Regions from separate parts of the Homo sapiens genome. Here region 2 is linked to region 1. The links are chromatin loops, found by intact Hi-C in ENCODE. Cell type or tissue: CD14-positive monocyte. All regions are shown on one strand. Links, peaks and the distances in the headings refer to the core of each region. The heading gives the core; the rest is flanking DNA. Region 1 overlaps CDYL2 (chromodomain Y like 2). Region 2 overlaps ARLNC1 (androgen receptor regulated long noncoding RNA 1).

Region 1 (12,476 bases), core at 1,689-9,688:
ATAGTGGGGGAGTGGAAGCGATCCTCCCCAGGAGCAAGCAGTAAGCGGGTACAGTGTCTGTAGAGGGCTCCAAAACAATAATAAAACTTCACCTCCTAATGTCGGTGAAAAGCCGCTCTCCTTATTGAGGGTTCCAAAACAATAATAAAACTTCACCTCCTAATGTCGGTGAAAAGCCGCTCTCCCTGTTGAGGGTTCCAAAACAATAATAAAACTTCACCTCCTAATGTCGGTGAAAAGCCACTCTCCCCATTGAGGTGGATCCCAGGGCCTTCCTCCACCCTGACTCCTCACACAAAGCAGCCAGTCTTCATGAATGATGATGATAATGGTGGCAGCGGTGGTGGTGGTGGTGATGGTAGCAATAGTAGCTAACATTTCTTGAGGTCTTACTGCAGGTAACGCCTAGCTCTTTGTATTTGATCTACTAAATGTGATTTAATTTCCTCAGTGGTTCTCTGATGGAGCAGTTTAACAACATAGCAACATAACAAGGTTACCTGGGATCAACCTTGTTTATAGATGGGGAAGCTGAGGCTCAGCAAGGGTAAGACACAGCACTGAGAGAAGGAATTAGGGTGTGGTGCCGGGTCTGGGGATGCTGAAGCTGTTGGGGGTCTGTGACCAGTTTTGTAAATGAAGAAAGGTACTTCAGGGATTCAGGTTGAAGCCAACAGACCTTTCCCAGATGCCAAGGGCATTGTTCTGGCCAACACCCCTGGGCCTGCCTTTGAGGCATCTTCAGTAGTATCAGAGATGCTGACTTGGCATTCCAGGGAGGTGGAACCTCTGGTCCTGGTGATTTTCCTTAGGGCCTTAGATTAAAACACACACACATGTATGCATGTACATACACATGCACATATTCACATCACAGATGTACACATCACACACTCATGCACACATCATATATACACACACACCTGCACATCTATGCATTGTAAAGGGGACTCCCTCAATTGTCAAAGTTTATTTCAATGCTAGAAGAAATGGCAAAAAAAGGACAAAGATCTTCACCAACTGATGAATGGATAAACAAAATGTCGTCTTCCCAGACGACGGATGTTATTCAGTCATAAAGAGCAATGAATAGTGGACATATGCGGCAACGTGGATGAACCTCAAAACCACATATGATATGATTCCACTTATGTCAAATGTCCAGAATAGGTGAATCTGTAGAGACAGAAAGTAGATTAGCCGTTGCCAGGGGCTAAGGGGAGGAGGGAGTGGGGAATGACTGCTAATGGGTACGGCATTTCATTTTGAGCAATGAAAATGTTCTGGAATTAGATTATGGGGACAGTTGCACAACTCTGCAAGTCACACTAAAAATCACTGAATTGTGCACTTTATATGGGTGAATTTTATAGTATGTAAAATAAATCTCAGTAAAGCTGTTTTTGTTTTAAAAAAAAGGAGAAGAAAAAGAAGCTAGCAAGTAGGATGAAAAATAACAGCTACCGTTTCCCTACTGCTTGCCATGTGCAAGGGAGCCTTCTAAATGCTCTCCAAGAAGCTGTGCATTGAATTTCCTCGACAGCCCCCATTTCTACACTGGAAAATTAATGCTTAAAGAAGACACGTGCATTGCTTGAGTTAGTCCAAGTGTCACAGAAGGTGGAGCTGGAATGGAACCACAGTGCCCACTCGTGAACCCAGGCTCCCATGTGGGAAATCGAGGTACTCTTAGTGAACCAAGGGACGCTGTATTAGTTCCCTATGGCTGCTGTAACAAATTCCTCCCAACTTGGTGGCTTAAAGCAACACCACCTTCTTCCCTTATAGTTCTGGAGTCAGAAATCTAAAATGCATTGGCAGGGCTGTGCTCCTTCTGGAGGCCCTGTGGGAGAATCCATTTCCTTGCCTTTTCCAGCTTCCAGAGGCTGCACGTTCTCCTCGGCTCGTGGTCCCTCATCTCTATAACCTTTGCATCCATCCTCACATCTCCTTCTCTTGACTCCAAGCCCCCTGCCTCCCTCTTACAAGGACTTATGTGATTACACTGAACCAACCAAGATAATACAGGATAATCTCCCATCTCCAAATCCTTAACTTAATCCCATTCACAAAGTCCTTTTTGCCATGTCAGGTACCACATTCATAGGTCCCAGGGATTAGGATATGAGATCTTTAAGGATTTGCTATTCATCCCACCACAGGCATTTAGGAGAGTTTGAGGGGAAGAAAGGGTATGCATATGGGTTTGTATTCTTGAATGGGCAAGAAACCTGCTGGTAACAAGGAAATGTTAATTTTGTCGTCTAGATTATTAAAATTATTTCATTTAAGTGCACTTGCACATCTGTGCATTGTGAAGGAAACTACCTTAATTGTCAAAGCTTATTTCAATGCTAGAAGAAATAGCAAAAGCCACATCAAGTAGATTATTTCATTTAAGCGAAATAATTATTTTGTTTAAATGAAATAATCTACTTGGTGTGGACTTTGATATAACTGGAAAGTGTTGAAGTTGACTTAAATTCACTTGTTGATTTTTTTAAAATTATTTATTTATTTATTTTTGAGACAGAGTCTTGCTCTGTCGCCCAGGCTGGAGTGCAATGGCATGATCTTGGCTCACTGCAACCTCCGCCTCCCGGGTCCAAACGATTCTCCTGCCTCTGCCTCCTGAGTAGGTGGGATTACAGGTGCATGCCACCATGCCCGGCTAATTTTTTTGTACTTTTAGTAGAAATGGGGTTTCACCATGTTGGCCAGGCTGGTCTTGAACTCCTGACCTCAAGTGATCCACCCACCTCGGCCTCCCAAAGTGCTGGGATTACAGGCATGAGCCACCACGCCCGGCCTCCCTTGTTGATTTTAGAGATGGGAGCAAGCAGCTCCTCCTACAAGACACAAAACACTTATCTAATCCTAGGATGCATTTCTATACGACAGTTACTGCATGACAGTGTTTTGTACAAGCCAGCGTGAGCCTTCCTAGTGCCCAATGAGCTGCTGTTAATAATGACAATAACAGCAATTGCACCAACAACAGATATTTATTAAGCCCTTGCTATGAGTCAGGTGTTGGTGGGCTAAGGATGTTACATTTAGCAGCTCTGTTAATCCTGACAATTCTATGAAGTAGGTTGTCTTTTTATCCCTGGTTTGCACATAAAGAAATGGAGGCTTTACAAAGTTAGTTAGGCAGCTGGCCTGCAGCCTCCAGATGGTAACAAGGTAGAGCCAGAATTGTGGTCCTCTTTCTTCCTTTCCTTTCCTTTCTTTTCCTTTCCTTTCCTTTCCTTTCCTTTCCTTTCCTTTCCTTTCCTTTCCTTTCCTTTCCTTTCCTTTCCTTTCCTTTTCCTTTTCCTTTGCTTTGCTTCTTTCCTTCTTTCCTTTCCTTCTTTCTTTCCTTTCTTTCTTTTCCTGGGCATTTTAAAATGGCTTTCTTACATCACCTTATCCTGTGATATCTGACTGTATCATTAGATCTTAATCACACACAAAGGGAAAGCCTGTTCTACTCATCTCTCTCTCTCTCTCTGTGTGTGTGTGTGTGTGTGTGTGTGTGTGTGTGTAACATTTTGTATGAAAACACTTGTATTTTGATTTTTCTGCTCAATATAGCGTATGTCTGTTTCCGTCTATTTCCATATTGGGCAACTCTTCATATTGGAATTTTAGTAGTGCCATTTATATGTTTTCAGAAGGATATACAGGTTGAATGTCCCCAAGTCCAAAATCTGAAATGCTCCAAAATCCAGAACTTTCTGAGCATCAAAATGATGCTTAAAGGAAATGCTCATTGGAGCATTCAATTATCAGATTAGGGGTGCTTAACTGGTAAGTATAATACAAATATTCCAAAATCAGAAAAAATCAGAAATCCAAAACACTTGTGATCCCACACATTTTGGATAAGGTATACCCAACCTGTGCAATATTTGATTTATGTAGCCAGTCTCTTGTTGTTGGACATTTAGGTTAGGTCTAAACATCTTTGGTTTTCTTTCATTTTTTTCTGGACTATTTTTCTAGACTAGATTCCCAGAGGCAGGATTATACTGCTAATTTTACCATATCCTTCTAACTCCATCCAAAAAAGAATAATAACCAGTGAGGCATAATTTTCTAGTTTTGTCATTGCCTTGCCAGACGTGTGTGTTTAAGGGGAACAAGAGGAGCCTCGGTATCGTTTATTTGCATTTCTTTAGTCTCCACTGAAGCTGAGCTTTTTCTCTGCATGCTCAAGTACTCTTTGTAACTTCCTCTTTGTGGCTGGTTCACTCCTGTCTTTTGAGATTGGGGAGAATTCAGATACACAGGGAAGAGGTATGGTATGGCAAAGGAGGAGAGCCCAGAGCATGTTTGCTGGTTGGTGAGAAGATGCGTTTGGGGCAGGGGCTGGTGTGCTTAGGGAAAGACTTGGGCGACAGCTGAAAGACAGGCTGGGGCCAGGTGCAGGAGGGGCCTGGGTGGCAGGGAACCCCCTGTTGTACTTGTGGCAGCCACTCTAATGCAGGTCATCCATGGAAGGACTGGTCCTAAATTTTTGATGAACTGGCAGAAATACCAAAATCTGGTTCTGGCCCCTATGTCAGCCACTCTGGCCTTCCTCTGGCTTGTCCGTAACTCTGTACCACCCTCTTTAAACCCACTGGGCAGCTCGGCTGATAGACATTCTCCATTAAGGGCTGCCCCAGACACCTCTACTACCTATACCCACCTGTCTGCTCCCTGGAGAGCTATTAATAAGGAGCCCAGGGTGTGGGTGACTCCAGAGAAACATCAAAGAAAAGAGATTTGGTAGGGGCTGCGGCAGGAGAGAGAAGCCTCCACTGGGGTCAGGGATGCCATAGAGGAAAGTCACAACCCTAGACTGGTTAGAAGAGGAGAACCCAGGAGACAAAATCCTGAGGCAGCCTTCTTTAGATATTCATGTTATTCCAGGTGGTGGAAGAACAGCTGGTGAGGCAAGCCCCTGTGTATAGAGCCCCTTTTATCTTCCTCGTGCGCAACCTGACTATGCTGTGTATAGAGCCCCTTTTATCTTCCTCGTGTGCAACCCGACTGTGGTGTGGTGTTCCTGGGAGCGCCAGCCTCGAGGCCTCGATTCACACTTTTTATGTTGCAACATGGCTTCTCTTTCTTTCATCCTGTCCCAGAAAGAAAATCGAGACCCTGGGGCAAAATGAGCCTGGAAATAGGTTTGCGCACCTCGTGTCATTAAGACGTTGCCGTCCACGGAGCCCCGGGGTTCTCTGAGGGCCTCCTGGTGAGAAGCCAGATGGGTGGACTCCAGCGCTCCCTTCTCCATGTCAGCCACAGTAGCTGCTTGTATTAGTCCATTCTCAAGTTGCTAATGAAGACACACCCGAGACTGGGTAGTTTATAAAGGAAAGAGGTTTAATTGACTCACGGTTCCCCAGGGCTGTGGAGGCCTCAGGAAACTTACAATCATGGCGGAAGGGGAAGCAAACACATCCTTCATGTGGTGGCAGCAAGGAGAAGTGCTGAGCAACCGGGGGAAAGCCCCTTATAAAACCATCAGATCTCATGAGAACTCACTTCAGTATCACAAGAACAGCATGAGGGTAACCGCCCCCCGTGATCCAGTCAACTCCCACTGGGTCCCTCCCACCACACGTGGGGATTATAAAAACTACAATTCAAGATGAGATTTGGGTGGGGACACAGGCAAACCATATCACTCCTGTTTTATTTGTTTCATGTGAGGGTTTGTCATGTGCTTTTGTTGAGGGAAAAGAAGACAGGAAATGAGAGGACTTAAAGCATATTTCTGAATACACCAGTTTAATAAATCTGCCCACCAGTGGCATGAGCTACTTGATGAGGTTGTTGTGCCCCATGTCTTGGGTTGTTTGGGTGGACTTAGGCAGACTTAGGCAGAGGGATTCCTGCATGGAGACGGGTGAGATTAGGTGGCCTCACAGGACCGAGTCAGCTCCTCAGAGCATGTGTCTGGCTGGGCAGGGTCGTGGCCGCTCTGCAGTCAAGACCCTCATGGTGTGCACTCACTCTCCTCATGGCTGAGCCATGTGTCACCACAGCCCATGTGTGCAGAAATACTCAGCTCATTTTTGGAGGCTCCTTGTCCAAGTTCCGACAGGTGCTCAGGGAGCTTTTGCAGCGACCATGCAGGGAGGGAGAACACAGGCTCTGCTTTCAGTGGGGGCACCTGCCTGAGGCCACAAAGCCAGCCAGAGGATAAGAGTTAGCTGTCTTGCCCACCGACCCTCCTGCTTGGCCTCTCTCGATGTCCTAGCTCCCAATTCTGGCATCCCCCGGCTGAGGGAGATCCAGGTACTGACCTCTGATTGGCTTTCATGGCTCCACGCTTACACCTGTCTGTTCCCTGCTGCCCCAGATCTGTGCCACCATCTCCCACCATCTGCTTGACGCGGCTCCTTGTCCCCACAAGACGGCAGTGAGGTGGAGGGGGGACATCTAAAGGGCCACTTCCGACTTGGTTCTGAGGACCATTGTCCTGAGTCTTACAGTGAGGGCAGAGCCACTTTCCATGGTCCGTGGGGCCTCTGAGTCCTGGGCTGTGGGGCCTTGGGGGTCAATATATCGTCGTATCTGCTTCCCCTTCTTGGCACTTTGCTGGATGCTTCCTCTGCTCGGCCAGGCCGGTCACCTTGGCCTGTCGTCTTCCCATTACCTTCCAGTGTGCAGAAATGTGGCACCCACTATTGACTCTTCTCCTTTACTTTTGCTTGTGTTAATACTTAAAAAAAAATCTTTTACTGCCATTTTAGAGTGGTTTCAAGAAAGAGGAGACAAATTTGTCAGTGTGGTATATCTAGGTCCCTAAAATGTTCTTCTTTTTTTCTTTACTTTTTCCTCTCCTCTCTTCTCCTCTCTTCTCTTTTTGTTTTCTAAAGTTACAAATAGGTGAGTTGTAAAAAATTCAAACAGTATGGAAAATATAAGCATTTAATTTTAATTTTATTTTTAAATTATTATTATTATTTGAGATGGTGTCTGACTCTGTCGCCCAGGTTGGAGTGCAGTGGGGTGATCTCGGCTCACTGCAGCCTCTGCTTCATGGGTTCAAGTGGTTGTCCTGCCTCAGCCTCCTGAGTAGCTGAGATTACAGGTGCCCACCCCCGTGCCTGGCTAATTTTTGTATTTTTAGTAGAGACAGGGTTTTGCCATGTTGGCCAGGCTGGTCTCAAACTCCTGACCTCAAGTGAATTTCCTGCTTTGGCCTCCCGAAATGCTGGGGAAAATATAAGCATTTTAGAAATTAAAGTCTCCATATTCTCCCTTCCCAAATCCTATTTAGAGGTGACTTCTGTTAATGTTTCCTTATGGATCTTTTGGGACTATTCTCTAAGTTTATATATATGTATATGTATTTATATATATTAAATCTATGTACTTTATTACATACCATATATTATATATGTGATTATATTACATATTTACTTAAATATTTGTTTGTTGAGTGATGAACAGGAATTATCCCATTTCTTTCTCTCTCCATGTATGTAGGTATAGATATGTATATATCTGTCTGTCATCTGTCTGTCTATTCATTTATCCATTATTTATCTGTTAGCCAAGGCCTCACCAAGTTGACATCCGAGTAAAGATTGAAGGTGGTGAGAACACCTTGTCCTGCAATTTCTTTTTTGACTTAAAGCCTGTCTTGGAACTCTTTCTGAGTCAGGACGTGTGGAACGGCCTCCCTGTTTTTGGCTGCTTGGGATTTACGGTGTGCAGGGACTTAACTGTTCCTCTGTGATGGCCATCTGGGCTGCCTACAAAGGGACCTGCTCCTGCCAAACCTGGCTAGGGCCAGTCTTTGTAATGCTTTTCCAGGCCCTGTTGTTTTAATTTTAGTTTCTAAATGTGGGTGAGCATCTTCTCATGTTCCTTCCACTTGTGTCTCTCCCTGGGCATTGCCCGGGTGCCATCCTGCTGTGGAAACAGTGGTGGCGAGTCAGGGGCATTCAGCCATGTTGCCTGGAACAAATGACCCAGCCTCTGTGGGCCAGATTCTTAATTTATAAGATGCAGATATTCATACCTCACGGGTTGGGGGTAAAGAATAAATGAATTCGTTTATAGGAAGCCCTTAACATATTCGCTGGCTTGTGGTAGACATTTGATAAATATTAGCCGTTATTTCAATTTTTTCCCCCTTTTTCCAACTGGGTCTTTATATTTCCCCACTTGTTTTTAAAATCACTTTACATACAGTACACATATATGAATCCTTTCCTATGTATGCTAACCAGTACTCATAAAATGACTGCCATATACCAGGAACTGTTTAGACAAATAACTGCAATACCTCATGCTGTGATGGAGACATGCAGAAGATATTGTGGGGCCATAGGTAAGGGCACCGAAGCCAGCTTAGGGGAAGGAATTACTGAGGGCTTCTTGGAGGAGGTGATGCATAAGTGGAATCTGATAAAATGAGCCGAAATGACTGAGGAAAAAGGCAGGGATGTCAGGAGGTGATGACAGCATGTACAAGGGCATAGAGCTGAGGGACAGCCTCTGGGTGCCTGTTGACACATCACAAAGAATACAGCAGTCCAGCCAATTCTAGAGCAGCCTGCACGGGAGGCTGAGCTCCAGGGAATTCCTCGGGTAGTCAGGCTTGTCTTAAGAACCAGATAGATGGAAGCCCACCCCATCTGTCTGTGTTCTGCATGTGTGACTCCCTCTGTCTGAATGCCTCCCGCTGTGAGCCCTCACGTGAGTAGTAACCTCTGCTCATCCTGCAGGTCTGGCTCAAGCAGCAATTCCCCCATGGAAACCTTTGCTGACTGCCAGCATAGCTCAGTTTCCGTTTTTATTTGCACACATGGAATGGTGTTTCTTGGTTGACAGCACTGACCTCGGTTTGTAGTGGTCACACTGATTATTCGGGTAATCTCTGCCTCTTTCACTCGATCAGAAGCTCCACAGGGGAGGGATGGTCTCCATTTTTGTTCACAGCTGTATCACCAACACCTAACAATGCTGGGCACTTAGCAGGTGCTTAAGAAATGAATGAGTGAGTGAATGAATAGATGAAAGAGAGGACTTAAGGAGCCGGTTCTGCTTTAAGATGGGGGTCCTGAGGCCAGGTCCACCCACTGCAAACCCTTCTGACATCTGTCAAAGCTGCCCATCCCCTGGCCCAGTCTTTCCTTCTCTCCTTGAGTTGTCCTGGGTGTTGGCTTCACAGCCTCTGCTCATGGTAACATGTCCTGGAAAGCCCGTATTTTGTCAGGGCTCTTCACAGCAACGACAGGATTCCCTTCCCATTGGCTCATCTGGTGATTGTTGTCGCCATCTGCCACGATGGCCCTGCTTGCTGTGTTCCTCTTCCCTTTATATTCACGAAGCCACAGTAGACTCTTAATAAAGCGCCAGGCTCCCTCCCCCATGAAGGGCATTGTGAGTTCTTTTCAGCAGGGTGCATCTCATTTGGGCTGCAGCCTCTGTATTTTGCGCAGTTCTTTGCTATGAGAGAGCGAATGCCCAAATCATGTAATTTATGACCTGCCTTGATGGTAACATAGGACATGAAATTGGTGGACTTCTTAATAGACGTCCCAGTTACAGGAAGTATTGTAAGATTTCACCTTTAAAATTGCTCTCATTTTGCAGGTAGCATAGAGGCGAAGAAACTGATAAGAGCAGGCAGGTAGAAAGAGGCTCCGTGTGTTCAAATACAAACATTGCCTCTTAGCATCTCCAGGCAGGTCTTACCAGCTTTTGAGCCTCACTTTTCACCTCTGTAGTCCGGGAATAGCAAGCCTGCCAGAAAGGATGAAGCAGTGGGTCCTGGCGCCTCATGAGTCTTCATTTCTCTTCTCCTTTGTCAGACTCCGCTTCAGGTGGAGCTTCCTGCTTTGCTCAAGAATGTGCTTTTCTACCCCACCCTCAGCCTGCCCTGTCGTTTTTTCATTGATCCTAGGATATTAGGTTTTATTCTGTTGCATAAGCCAGCAAGGCGAAATCAAGAGGGACAGCCCCTGGGTGCCTGTTGCCACATCACAAAGAATGGGTTGCAGGACAGTGGACTCTGTTACTTTTGTGACTTTTCCATGGAAGTTAGAGTCTTGAGTTTTTCACCTGCCATCTTGGTGACAGTGCCACTGAGTAGGAGGTTCTGCCTCCGAGTTTGTTCTTTCTTCTTCTGTTCCACTGTGGACCTCTGGAAGCTTCTCCCATCTTCATCTCCTTTCCCGATTCCCTCCCACTTCACCACCCTTGCAGAAAGAGGGTCTGTCCTGAGTTCCTGGAGGTTTAGCAAGACATCTCCATCTCTGGCCTGGCTTCCACCAGTAACTCCTCATATTATTAGGTTGGTGCAAAAGTAATTGCGGTTTTTGCTATTTTTTTTTTTTTTTTTTTTTAATGGCAAAAACCTCAATTACTTTTTCACCAACCTAATACTTGGTGGCAGTGAATGAGAAACAACTGGTCACAAGATCTGTTGAGCCCTCGTGTGTGCCAGGCATGGCATTGAGTGCTGAGGATACAGCCCAACTCATATTCCTGTGGGAAGAACTGAGGAAAGAGCCAAATATTCCAGTGAACTGTGAGCAGGTACGGCAGTGCCCTACATGAACGTGGATACCACCGAAGCAAGGAGATTATAGACGCAGCTTCCACCTGAAGGATGCATGGAGCTTGATCAGGCAAAGAGGAGAGGGGAGAGTGTTCTAGACAGTGAGAACTATATTTTAATTAAGAAGATTTGTAGAAAATATGTAACATCTATTTCAAGCATCATTAATAAATGCCATTTATGATTTCTTCATGAAATATTTATTAAATGACTGCTGTGAGCTAGTATTGTATACCTAGAAGCAGGTCTCAGCATGCCTCGTTCTGGGGGTATGATGAGTAAGGCAAGACAGAGTTTAGGGAAGAAAACAAACAAATGGGGAAATGACAAATACATTGACAATCTCCATACCATGTCAAAATAGCCAGCATTTACTGAGCCCTTGCTAAGCCAAACCCTCTTGCTAGCACTGGCAGTTCCTCAGTTAATCCTAGCAGGGAGGGTCATTACCCTTCCCATTTCACGGATATGGAAACTGAGGTATATGCAGGTGAAATAGCTTGCCTACAGTCTATTAGTCAGTAGGTGGCTGTTCCAGGATTCAGATCTAGTTGTCCTGGCTTGAGACCTAGATTCCTAAATTCTCCTTTTCTGCTTCTTGAGGGACAGGGCTATCTGGGAGGCCAGAAGAGAGCTACATTGTATTTGGAAAACTTTAAAAAATTTTTAGCGTTTTGAGATCATTTTCTCCCCTACAGTTCACTTAAAGAGGCATTTGCTTTCCCCTCACTATGTGGTGGGGACGAAGGCTGTAGAGATGACCAGCCGTGTCTTCCAAAGAACTCAAAGCTTATTAAGCTGATTAAGGGATCAGCTGGTCCCCAGTGACCTGCTGCAAAGCTGAGCATGCGAACTCAGGAAGGCCCAGGACACCGGAGCCCTGGGGATGGGCTGTTCCCGGCGCTTGGGGAGGAAGAGACAGCTGTCTGGAAGAGAAGCATTTCAAGTGGCCCCGGAGGATTAGATGTGTGAAGGTGGACGGAAATGACATTCCTGGCCAAGGGAACAGAGGAAGTAATGGCTCAGAGGGTGGAAAACTCAGTTTCGGAGAACCTCAGACAGTCCTGGAAGTTAAGGTGTTTATGGGGCAAGAGTGGGAGTTAAGGCCAGAAAACAGGATGAGGCCAGACGATGGAGGCATGTGAACTTTTGAGCAGGGGAGTTGCAAGAAAAGGTGATAAAAATGAATTTTAAAGGAAATCACTTTATACTTTGATACCCTACAGAATATTTTGCCACATACCAGGATCCTGGCATAATAGAGCTTTTGGAGTTAGCATGGCCTTGGAGGGTTTTAATGCAGGAGACATGATTTGATTTGTAGAAAAAGTTCCTTTTAATCAGGTTAGTTTTGTATTTTGAATTCATGCTTTACACTGCTGAATGCTTTAAACATTTAGGCGGGGCATAGTGGCTCACACCTCTAATCCCAGCACTTTGGGAGGCCAAGGTGGTGGATTGCCTGAGCTCAGGAATTCGAGACCAGTCTGGGCAACATGGTGAAACCCTGTCTCTACTAGAAATACAAAAATTAGCTGGGTGTGGTGGTGGGTGCCTGTAATTCTAGCTACTTGGGAAGCTGAGGCAGGAGAATCACTTGAACCCAGGATGCGGAGGTTGCAGTGAGCCAAGATCATGCCACTGCACTCCAGCCTGGGCAAGAAGAATGAAACTCTGTCTCAAAAGAAAAAAAAAATTTAGACATCTGACAGTGAACATCATAAGATTACTTAGAGGTGTTGGATGTAGTGATTAGATAATCTGAGAACCTAAACTTTCTTAAAATTCGAAGTGTATGGATTTTATCTGGCATAATTTTAACATGCCAGATGACAGTTAACTGTGGCTAAGATTTTTTTTTTTCTTGAATGCACCTGTGAATTTGAGCCCTGCTATTGCATTCAGGTCCTGAGAGCAAGGA
Region 2 (12,476 bases), core at 2,026-10,025, 160 kb before region 1:
GGACAAATACCCAAACTGTATCACTTGCTTATTATCTTTCTCCCTCTACTAGAATATAAGCTCAAGAATGACCAGGATTGCATCCGATATGCTCACCATCGTATCCTTCCCATGTACAACTGTACCCTGCACACACTAGGTTCTCAAGAAATATTCATGTAATAAGTGAATAATTGAATGAATGAATGACTAAGTGAAACTTCTCTTTACAACAAGCAAATGTAATAGCCCTTTCTAAGCTCTCATCATCCTCATTGTCCTTGGTGGATTCCCACCACACTCAGAATTCCTTTTCACCTTTCCATGCATATGAGGCCCCACCTAATCAGGTGCTGGTCTTCTTAGCTTTCTGTCTCCTACCACTTTTTGTCTTGCTTCGGGAACTCCACTGTCTTTTCTGTTATAGGAACATGCTAAGGTTATTCTTCATAGTCAAGAGCACAAGCTCTGAACCCAGCCAAATCTGTTTTTGAACTCAAGTTCCACTTATTGCTAGCTGTGTGATATTGGGAAATTCTTTATGTTCTGTAACCCTCACCTCCCTCATGTGTAAAATGGAAGTAATGATGGTACCTGTCTCATATGTGGCAACTACGTGGGGCAGCACACTCAAGGAATGAAGGAAGTTTCAGTGAATGACAACTTTATAAAGACAGTGTTGAGGCAGCCCAGTGCAGCGGTTTGGGAGCCAGGAACAGCGTGTGGGCCGGAGTGTGGCTGCAGGACAGGAGGTCAAAAATAAGGGTTGAGGGTGGAATAGGAAGACCCCGGAACGTCATCCTGGGAGCTTGAGATTTTATTCTACATTTCTCTTGTTCTTAACTATTTAGGGTGATGGATCTCTGCAGTAAGTGGAAGAGTTCTTCATGGCCCCCAAGGTTATATCCATCTAGAACTTCAGCACGTAATTTCATCTGGAAATAGTGCCTTTGCGGATATAAGTTAGGTAAAACTGAAGATGAGATCATACTGGATTAGGATGGGATCTAAATCCAATGAAAATGTCTTCATAAAAAACAGGAAAGAACCCATAGAAACACAAGGAAGAAGGTCATGTGAAGATGGAGGCAGAGATTGGAGGGATGCAGCCACCGGCCCAGGAATGCCAGCAGCCACCCAGAAGCTGGAAGGAAATGAGGGATTCTCTCCTAGAACCTTTAGAGAGAACATGGTCCTGTGAACAGCTTGATTTTGGACTTGCCCATAGCTTGTATACTCTTACTTTGGATACAATTTTATCCAAACTTGGCTAAACAGTTTCTCAGCCTATGGAAAATTTAAAATGGAGAAGATTCAACTCGATTCTTACAGATTCAAAGCAAGAAAATGATGGGAACATAGGAGGAGACCAAGAAAGCCTATAAAAAGCAAAAATATGAAGTGAACATTGTGGTAGCTTTAAGATGTTTAGTGTAGCTGCAGGCACCCTATACACATGAAAACCCCCAAGGGGAATCCCCATATCACAGTGTAGTGTGATATTTGACATTCGTGATCATCTAGAGATGTACAGAAAAGGTGAATCTGTGTTCTGTATATTCTGCCTAAGGCAAAGAAATGTTTAGCTCTCTTTAAAATAGTTCCATAATTTTTTCTAAAAAGCTTTGCTTGAAAACTGTAAGCTTCCCATATCTGGAGCATTTCACTTTAAATATTTGGATAAATATGTTATCTTCTTACTTGGACATTTCATGTGTTTAGGGATTGTCTTCTAAATTCTTCCTAATTCATATAGCTGCTAACACTTCCCGCAGAGCTAAACCATTACAGATATGAAATAAAGACCTATTGATTTGACTTACTTTTACTTGTAAAACCTTCTGAGTGTTATAACCTCATTTAATCTTTCAGCATTTACAGTTTCAAGAGTTTGTGTCACAATTAGAAGAATTCAGCTGCACCTCCAAGTGACAGCAGTTGCTCTGGTTGGTGGGTGATCTCAGGAGGCTTGAGAATTGCTTTGTCTGTGAGGGAAGTAAGACATTTTCAGAGCCCCACTTTAGAAGGTGTGAACTGGCTAGATAATGAACCCCAGGGCTAACGCTGCTATAGCAGTGGGAAGGAGGTGATGGGTTTTCAGTTTGGACCTCAAACATCAATACCCTCCTGGTACGGGGAGGAACAGAGTCCCTCCTTTACTTCTCCATTAGAAAGAATGAGATGGCAAGACAATGAAACAGGCAAAGTGAACAGAGATGCAAGACAAAATTCAGGTGAGAGAGCCAGAGCATCACTCAGCCATTCCTGACATGTAAAACAGGCAACTAGAAATTTGCAGAAAGGAAGCGAAGTCTCCATAAAGATGTTTTTAAAGTGAGCTTGAAGTATTTGGAGACAATTCAGTGTTACATAAAATCTGCAAATCTCTGGATAAAGAAGCAGAGATCCCAGCATGGGACAAATGGAGCCTCAAAAGTGGGAAGAAGACAGAGAAGACCAGGGCAGAATGCATCTCTTCCTTTCTCTTGGCTTTCCTGGATAAGGACTGCATCATTCCTGTGGAAGGACAGGCCATCAGCTCCGAAACACTGTATGTATTTTCCAGTATATACTGCTAGCTGTGTGATGTTGGGAAAATTTGTTACCCTGTCTAACCCCCACTTCCCTCATCTGTAAAATGGAAATAATGATAGTACCTACCTATCTCATAGGTGGCAACTACAAGGGGCAGCACACTCAGGGAATTAAGGAAGTTTCAGTGAACATCAACTTTATGAACACAGTGTTCATAAAGGCAGGTCAGTGCAGTGGTTTGGGAGCCAGGAGAAGCACGTGGGCCGGAGTGTGCCTGCAGGAGACAAGGTCAGAGATGTTGCTAATAATGGAGAATAAAGGATGCATTCTCATTACTGACCTTGGAGTCGTTCATTCATTCCCAGAATGTGTTTTGTCAGCTTACTAAAACACTAAGTTAAATAATCCCAGGTTTTGTTTATTATAGATACTAGGACTTAGTGGACCCAAGGTTAATGACATCCAGAGTAGACAAACATCAAGTGTGTACTGCTTCTGTGCCAAGCGTCCTTCATCTAGATGTCCATGGATCATATTTGGGAGGAATGAGGAGTTCCTGGAAATTTATATGAAATTCAGTGTAGTTGCACGTGTGCACTTTCATGGCCAGCCAACCAATAGCTTTCACTATGTTTTCCAGGATCTGTGATCCTAGTAGGGATAAACAACACAGCCTTTTAGAATACTCTCTTAAAATTTTATTATTGCCATAGTACATAAATAATATGATACTGAAGTTGTCAAAAATGCATATGAACAAAACGAAAAATTATTAATGCCAAAGACTAGTTATTCCTACAGATGTTAAATATCAAAAATTATATATGTATAAAAATACGCACACACAACTAAAATACACATTAGATATATATACAGTCATGAAGCGCTTAACAACAGGGATATGTTCTGAGAAATGTGTCATTAGATGATTTCATCAATGTGCAATTATCAGTGTACAGTATTTATGCAAACCTAGATAGCATATGTAGAGTTTTATTTATCAACATTTCTTCACATGGAAAAACAACTGTTTCAGCACCATTACTGAATATCAATCATTTCCCCTACTTGATCTGCGGTGCCAATATCAAGTACCACATATCAGGTTTCTATATACGCTCCATAGTAATCTTATGGGACTACCATAATACATGCAGTCTGCTGTTGGCTGAAATGTCATTATGTAGCTCATGACATGTTATATATACTATATATTCTTAGAAAAAATAATGGTATACAACAAAATATTGGTCAACTGTTTTCCCATCTTGAAAAACATGCATGCCTTTTCTTACAAATAAATACACATTTACATAATCATCCTTAACAGCTGTAAATGTATAATAATTTAGTGAAGCATTTAAGACTTCTCTGGATTTTTCCTTATAAATGGCACCAAGATGTATAATACTTTTTGCCCACTTATCCAATTATGTTTAAGGATAAATTCCAGGAGTAGCCTTCCTGAGCCACTTTTTAAGTCTTTCGATGTTTTACCCAGTTGCTTTTTGAAACATTTTATATCAATTTATACCTCAAGGACAGTGTAGGAGGGTGCTTCCTTCCTCTTTTCTATCCCTTAGCCAAAATTGGGTATGATCATACTTTATATCTCTGTTAATAAGATAGTTAAAACAGCAGTCTCAATATTTATTTCAATTTCTTTGGTGGTTAGCCAAATTAAACACATTTTAACGTTTTTTGTGGCTATTTTTATATTTTCTGAAACTTGTCTTTATTAATGTCCTTAGCACCTTAGGACATTCATCTTTTTTTTCACTTGTAAGAATTTTTTACATATGAATCCAGCAGCACATATGCTGCAAATAAATTTTTTGGTTTGGTTTGTGGTTGACTGAGTATTTGTAGAATGAAAATTTTAACCTTTTATGTAGCCAGATCTTTAAACTGTTTCATTTAAGTGTTGCTCTTTCATGTTATTTTTAACTAGATATGAGATTTTATAAATATTCATCAGTGTTTTCTTCTAGAGACTTCATAGTTTCATTTTGACACTTTATCTAATTTCTATTTTTATATCACTCAACACTTTTTTTAGGTTGTGCATGGTAACAAGTGATCCCCAAATTTCAGGGGCTTATAATAATAACGATTTACTTCTCACTCACTTTACATGTTAGCTGTAGGTTACCTTTGGTGCTATTCCAGTTGTGCCTCATTCTGTGACCTAGACCGAAGAGGAAGCCTCTACTCTGAGCTCCTGGAAGAGAGACAAAGAGCAACAGTGGGAGCGTGCAATGGCATATAGAACTTCTACTATACTGGGGTATTTGTCACTTCTGTTCACATTTCATTGGCCAAATTAAGTCACATGGCTAAGCCTGATGTCAATGAGGCATGGAATTGTAATCTCATTGAAAAGGCAGCTCATAATTCAGAACTAAGTACAATCTACCTTATTTTTAGAGTAGGGCCTAACTTTATATTTTCCCAAATACTTAGCTAATTGCTTCAATACTATTTGTTAATAACCTGATTTTTTACACTACTCTGTGATACCACTTTTATCCCATATCACATTCTAATAGGTCCTTCTTCCTGTTCCTAAACTTTGTGTTGGGTTTCACTGAGCACCAGGACAGTTAGTGCTTTTTAAGGCAGATAGGGTAAGGCCCACTTTATTTCCCTTCATTTAAAAAGAGTCTTGGGGCCGGGCACGGTGGCTCATGCCTGTAATCCCAGTACTTTGGGAGGCCAAGGCGGGTGAATCACTTGAGGTCAGGAGTTTGAGACCAGCCTGGACAACATGGTGAAACCCCGTCTCTACTAAAAATTAGCTGGGCATGTTGTTGCCCGGCTGAGGCACGGGAATCACTTGAGCCTGAGAGGTGTAGGTTGCATTGAGCTGAGATCGTGCCACTTGCACTCCAGCCTGGGTGACAAAGTGAGACTCTGTCTCTAAATAAATAAATAGTCTTGGGTATTCTCTATTTACTATTCTAGTTGAATTTTTGAAAACCTGTATTCATTCCAAAAAAAGAAGCCCTATTGAGATATAGGTTGGAATTGCACTATATAAGTGGATTAATTCGGAAAAGAACTGATTTGTTTGCAATATTGTCGTTTCATCCATGAATATAGTATGCCACTTTATTTGTCCATGTCTATTTTTTATTTTTCTTAGAGTTTTGTAGATTTTTAGAAGCGTGTCTTAAGCTTCAGATTTATTTTTTTCAAGAAAAAATAAGTTTTTGATACTTTTGCAAAATTAGTTTCCCCTGTGATATTTTATAAGTAGTTGTAACTGGTTATTTCATTCATAATTTTTTTTACAAGAGTAAGAAAGATTTTAGAAGGAGGGGGAATCTTACTGATATTTATGAACTTTTCCTCTAACCCTAGTGCAGTAGGATTGTTCAACCAAGAATACAGTTGAATTTATCAAAGGCTTTTTTTTTGTCCTTAAAGCTCTTCACAGGATTTTTTGCTTGTTTCTATTATTAAATTATACTGATGATTTTATAATATTGAACTATCCTTGCATGTCTAAAAATAATGCTGACTCGACAGTGATATTCTTTGAATATGCAGTTGTATTAACTTGCTATAATTATTTGGATGACTTTTTGTATCTATATTTAAATTTTAATTTGTCTTCACATTTCCTTTAGGGATATTTTTGTCAGCTTTTTCTGTGGTATCAGAGTTATACTGATTTTATTAAATTAGAGAATCTTCTTTTTAAAATAACATTTTCGAAGAGTTTGGAAGATATAGGAATTAATTGCTTTCTTAAAAGTATTCAATTGATCCTAAACCATGTTGGGGAGAACTTGTTTTCTTTTTACTTCTTACATGGCCATTTGGATTTTTGAGTTTTTGAGTCAAATTATTAATAAATGATATTGAAGCAATTAGTTAAATGAACTCTTGAGTCAGTTTTAGCTATTTATAATTTCCAGCAAAATTTTCCCGTTAGTCATAATTTAAAAATTGATTGACATAGCCTCTAAAGTATCTTGTACCATTTAAAATATTTCAGAAGTTGTAAATTAAAAACAATATTGAAATTTCACTTTACAAGGGTTTTAAGGTACGAACAAAGGCAGAGCAAAGGTGTCAACTCCATCTGCTACCAACAGATGGCGATACAGTCACTTTATGTTACTTTAGATTTAAGAACAAATGGACTGAAAACCTTCCAGAACCTGATTTCTTTAGACCTTTTACCATTCCTAACATTATGTGATTGCCTTGCTTCTCTCTTCCCTCCCTCCTTCCTTCCTCCTTCTCTTCCTCCCTTTCTTCCTCCTTTTCGTCCTCCCTCTTTTTCTCTTTCCCTGTCTTCCTTTCTCTTGTGTAGACTTGGAATGCATTAGTCTTTTCAAAAAATTAGAGATTGGATTTGTTTTTTGATTTATATTTGTTAATTCCTGATTTTTAAATTTCATATCCTTTTCCAGCTTTTTAAAAAGTTAAGTGCTTAGTTTATTTTCCATATTATTTAATAATGAAAGCATTTAACTCCGTAAATAACTCACTGATTAACACCTTGACTGTATTCCATTGGTTTTGATATAATCTGTTTTCACTGTAATTAATGTCTAAATAAGGTCATTGCAATTTTGTTATCTTCTTATACATAATTACGTAGGACAGAATTTGTTTTATATTCCATGAAGGGAGGTCTTTAATATCTAACTCCCTATAGTTATGAAGTTGTATAAGGTAGCAAAGTTGTTGTAACATGAAAGGTTTACTGATGAATTAATTACTTATAAAATTGCTCTTATCTTCAATGTTTCTTGACCAGTAAGACCAGGGCTTATACCTGTTAATCTGGTCATATTTCTTTGTCTAGTAACCGCTAGTTGATTTATGCATATTTTTCTGACAAAACATAGCAGACACATTAGATTTGATTAAAAAGAGATCCTGTAGAATTTTATGAAGTTGATGAAAGTGATGTTGGAGAACTGCTGGAATCACTCAAATTTCTTTGATAAATTAGGATCTGGCAGAATGCAGCTAAAAGAGAAAAATCTACAAAGATGATGACATGGTAGCTTCAGAGAAGAAATATCTAAATAGAAAATCATTAAAAGGACCTTTGGGAAACTGATAAAGGCTTTGATATTTCTTAAGAAAAATTACTCTTGATTATTCAAATACGAAGGATGGCTGTATCCTGAGCTCCTAAATTTTGTCAGAACAAATATGCCAAAAATCAATGTTTAATTTTTCCCAGCACTTTGGGAGGCCGAGGTGGGCAGATTACTTGAGGTCAAGAGTTTAAGACCAGCCTGGCCAATATGGTGAAACCCCATCTCTACTAAAAACACACACACACACACACACACAAAAGTTAGCCAGGCTTGGTGGTAAGCACCTGTAATCCCAGCTACTCAGGAGGCTGAGGCAGGAGAATTGGCTTGAACCCAAGAGGCGGAGGTTGCAGTGAGCCGAGGTCACGCCACTGCGCTCCAGCCTAGGTGACAAGAGTGAGACTTGGTCTCAAAAAATAAATAAATAAATAAAATGTTTGTTCTTTAATTTTATTATATATGCAATAAAATAGACTCCCTGTGATAATTTTTTGTTTGAATTTTCAAGGTAAAGTTCCACTCCAACTTTTTTTTCACATTATAAAATTTTGAACTTCCTTATAAGGGGATTTGCTTTGAAAGGATTATTCTCAGAATCTATTATCCTCAGGCAATGCCTGTAATTTATTTATAGTATTATTGCACTTTATTATGTGTTCTGTGTCAGTGGTCCACAACCTTTTTGGCACCAGGGACCAGTTTCATGGAAGACAGTTTTTTCATGGACGGGTGGGAGGAAGGGATGGTGTTGGGATGATTCAAGAGCATTACATTTATTGTGTACTTTATTTCTGTTATTACATTGTAATATATAATGAAGTAATTATACAACTCGCCATAATATAGAATCAGTGGGAACCCTGAGGTTGTTTTCCTGCAACTAGACAGTCCCATTTGCTGGTGTTGGGAGACAGTGACAGATCATCAGGCATTAGATTCTCATAAGGAGCACGCAACCTAGATCCCTCAAATGTGCAGTTTACAATAGGATTCGCCACTATGTTGCCCAGGCTGGTCTCAAACTGTTGGCCTCAAGTGATCCTCCCACCTTGGCCTCCCAAAATGTTGGGATTGTAGGCATGACCACTGCACCCAGCCCAAAATTCTTTGTAGTTTTTGTTTTTAAAATTAAACTTTCAAACTTTTAATATTCTAGATTATATATATATATATATATATATATATATATATATATATATAGTCTAATTGACCTGCCTAAAACAGAAATGGTATGTTTGAGTTTTTCCAAATTACAGTTTTTGTCAGTTTTTCTTTGTATTGCTAACATTAAAAAATGTATTTAAATGGAATATTCTGAGGAATAGAACAACCCAAAAAAGTTATTTATCTTACTTTAACTTTTAGTAGCAGTTAGCATTAGATGTTTTACATGATTTTTTTTGAAAAGCTGTGAGCATTGATAAGTATTTGCTGAATAGTGCGTCGTATCCTTATTTTGAATTATGACTCTTATTCTTGTAAAATGTCCCCCTTTGTTCCATTTAGTGTTTTTGTCTAGATTTTTTTTAATCTAATATTCATTTTACATTTGTACCATGTCTCTTACATTTCTTGTTTTTTAAACATGTTATAATCACTTTTGTATTTGTATTTTGTGAAAAACATGTTGTTTCTGACCCATCATAATTTGGGGGCCTAATTTAAGAATCTTTGCCTCTCTCTGGGCATTTATCCCATTCACCTTGGTCCTTATGATAGATATTGCCCCTGCTATCTTAACTCATGTTTTTTGTTAACTTCTTGCTGTCTCCTTTATTTTCTACCTTAAGCTGTGTAGAGTATAATGACTTAACTGTTATATTTGTCGGTGTTTTAGAGGCTAATATAGCACGTAAGTTCTAGTAATGAATTATCTTTGGTGTTTTAAATTTGTTTCTAAGATCAGGAGCAAAGCAGTTATGTTTGGGCTCCCAATGCTCTGTCTTCTATGTGAGAGAAAGTATTTAGTATAATTCACTTCCTCCTTCTTCACAGATCTTGGTACCAAATTATTATTACATCGTTACTTTCCCCTTTCCATTTTAAAACTAGACTTAGGCCAGGCACAGTGGCGGGCACCTGTAATCCCTGCTACTCGGGAGGCTGAGGCAGGAGAATTGCTTGAACCTGGAAGGTGGAGATTGCAGTGAGCTGAGATCGTGCCACTGCACTCCAGCCTAGATGACAGAGTGAGACTGTCTCATGCTAACAAACAAACAGAAAACTAGATTTAAAATGACTGAAGTATTTTTACCAGTTTCAGTATTTATTGCCGACCCATTCCTAAGATTTAAATTTTGATTAGATCATACAATCAGGCAGGTTCTTTTTCAAGAAGGGCACATGAAAAGTATATTTTCTGAGTTCTTGTTAATATGAGAATGTTATTGTGTTGTCTATACATGTAAATGACTACTTTCTTTGTATAAAATGGTTACAGGTTTAAACTGTTAAAACTTTAGCTCACCACTTTCTTTATGATATCTTCAGATTTTGCTTTTGTTGTATTTTTTCTCTTTAGTCATAATTTTTATCTTATCTTTGTTCTCTAATCTCCATTTTCCATAATTATCATACCTTCCTTCTTCATCTTAAAATCTTTGTCTTTTTATGCTAAATTCTGAGGGGCAAGGGGAAAGGGAGTATTCTGAAGTTTACTGTCCACGTCATGTACTGTCAATTGTCTACAATGTTGGTTTTTTTGTTTTTTTTTTTTTGAGACAGGGTCTCACTCTGTCTCCCAAGCCAGAGTGCAGTGGCACAATTTCAGCTCACTGCAACCTCTGTCTCCCAGATTAAAGTGATTCTTCTGCCTCAGCCTCCTGAGTAGCTGGGGTTACAGGTATGCACCACCATGCCTGGCTAGTTTTTTTGTTTTTAGTAGAGACGGGGTTTCACCATGTTTGCCAGGCTGGTCTTGAATTTCTGGCCTCAAGCAATCTGCCTGTCTTGGCCTCCCAAAGTGCTGGGATTACAGGTGTAAACCACCACGCCCAGCCTTACAATGTTGATTTTAATTTTACTACAGCATTTAAAGTTTCCTTGAAATCTTTTCTGTCATTCACATTAAAAAAAAAATCTTTCTGTTGCCTATTCATCTCAATCTTATGACTCTCTAGTATTAGAAAAGCTTATTATTTTTTGTTCTTTTTTGAGAATCTCAGCTAGGTTTTGAAATTTTTCTTCTAGATTTTGGAGTAGCTTATCTTTAGAGGTAGGCTGTTCCTGACTTTCTTATTATTTAGTAGGTGTGTCTTTTCTCAGATTAAATTCCTTATTTTCCCACTTACCTTGTGCTAAAGAATATTGAAATTACAGCTTTGTAGATAATTATACATTCAGAAAAGTGTAATAATTCACTCTTAAGAGAAAAATATTCTTCTTCTTAATATGTATTTTTAGCTATACTGTTAATTTAGATCAATAAAATAAACTTTTTTCCAGAGATAACTTGGCCTTTAATGGTCTTCCACCTATTCTGAAGAGTCAATTTATGAAAATGCTTTTATTGTTTTTTTGTTGTTGTTTAAGAACCTTGGTTTAAAAACAATGTTATTTCTTAGAATATTTTTTGATTTACAGAACATTTGCAAAGGTAATAGAGAGAGATCCATATATTGCTCAGTTTTCCCTATTATTAATACAATACATTAATAGGGCACATTTGTCATAATTGGTGACCAACATTGATACATTATCATTAACTAAAGTCTGTATTTTCTTCAGATTACCTTAATTTTTATCAATATTCTTTTTTCTGTCCCAGGATCCCATCCAGGATCCCACATTACATTTGATTGACATGTCTCCTTATATTCCTCTTAGTTGTGACAGTTTCTCCGACTTCCCTTGTTTTTGATACCCTTGACAGTTCCGAGGAGTACTGGTTGTATATTTTGCAGAATGCCCTTTGGCTGAGATTTGTCTGATGTTTTCCTCATGATTTGACTGGGATTATGGGTTTTTGAGAGAAATATCATTTTTATCATGTCATAACAAGGGTACATGCTGTTCACATGATTTGTCACTGTTGCTGTTGGTGTTGATCACCTGGCTAAGGTAGTGTTTGTCAGGTTTCTCTAAAGTAAGGTTATCACTGCTTACCCCCTCACCCTTTCCATACTGTACTCGTTGGAAGGAAGTCACTATGTGCATCCCATTCTTAAGGAGTGGGAATTTATGCTCAATCTCCTTGAGGCGGGAGCATCTATATACATTACTTGGAATTCTCCTGCACAGGAAAATGGTCTATTCTCAACCATTTTCTTATTTAGTTATTTCACTATTGAATCATAAATATTTATTTTATACTTTGAATTTAATCCAATACTACTTCATTTATTTTGACTCAAATTGTCCCAGCTTCGGCCACTGGCAGCATTTTCAGTTGGCTCCTTTGACATGCCCCCATCGCTGTGGGTTTATTTATTTTTGAGCACTTCCTTATTTTCTGGAATCATAAGATGTTCCAGGCTCATCTTGGATATTTCCCATCCTAGTCCTGGAATCAGCCATTCCTCTAAAGCAAAAACACTCTGGTTCTTTTTACTGGAGAACAGTATTAGAAATCCGGATCTGGGCAGTGGGTTTCCTCAATGCTACTGGGGTGTTGTTACTTCTAGACCCTCTCAGTTGACAGAATAAGGAAATGTGTATATACCTACCTGCATATATATACATATTTTTATACATAACTATCTGTATCTATATTAAGTGGAATATGTTCACACTGACATCTCCAGCTCCAGTCCATTACCACATGGATTGTTCTAGCCTCCTCCCATCACTTCTCTGTAGACTGCTTTTCCAGAATCTTGCTTTTAAAACACATTTCCGGCCAGGGGCGGTGGTTCACTCCTGTAATCCCAGCATTTTGGGAGGCTGAGGCGGGCGGGT

The links. Peaks named below come from ENCODE experiments on the same cell type or tissue, not always from the same donor. Only the 100,000 strongest peaks of a DNase experiment are listed, where the experiment ranks them.
Region 2: it touches region 1 in a loop (2.5-fold over the local background); 3 of 110 quality-filtered maps call a loop at or near these places.

What each region holds. Positions count from the first base shown.
Region 1 is chr16:80,663,370-80,675,845 of GRCh38, reverse strand. All of the region lies in intron 2 of CDYL2 (chromodomain Y like 2), which reads left to right. Among named protein-coding and RNA genes, the nearest start is that of LINC01227, 97 kb to the right of the region's middle. RefSeq lists enhancers at 4,480-4,529, 8,471-9,431. In CD14-positive monocyte, for the core only: no CTCF peak of the experiment used is centred there; a DNase peak (open chromatin) is centred at 5,445; H3K27ac peaks cover 315 bases.
Region 2 is chr16:80,819,112-80,831,587 of GRCh38, reverse strand. It overlaps ARLNC1 (androgen receptor regulated long noncoding RNA 1), which reads left to right. Exons shown (of 3, transcript NR_131948.1): 3 at 831-2,853. Among named protein-coding and RNA genes, the nearest start is that of CDYL2, 21 kb to the right of the region's middle. In CD14-positive monocyte, for the core only: CTCF peaks have their summits at 6,414 and 6,618 (motif pointing right); a DNase peak (open chromatin) is centred at 6,607.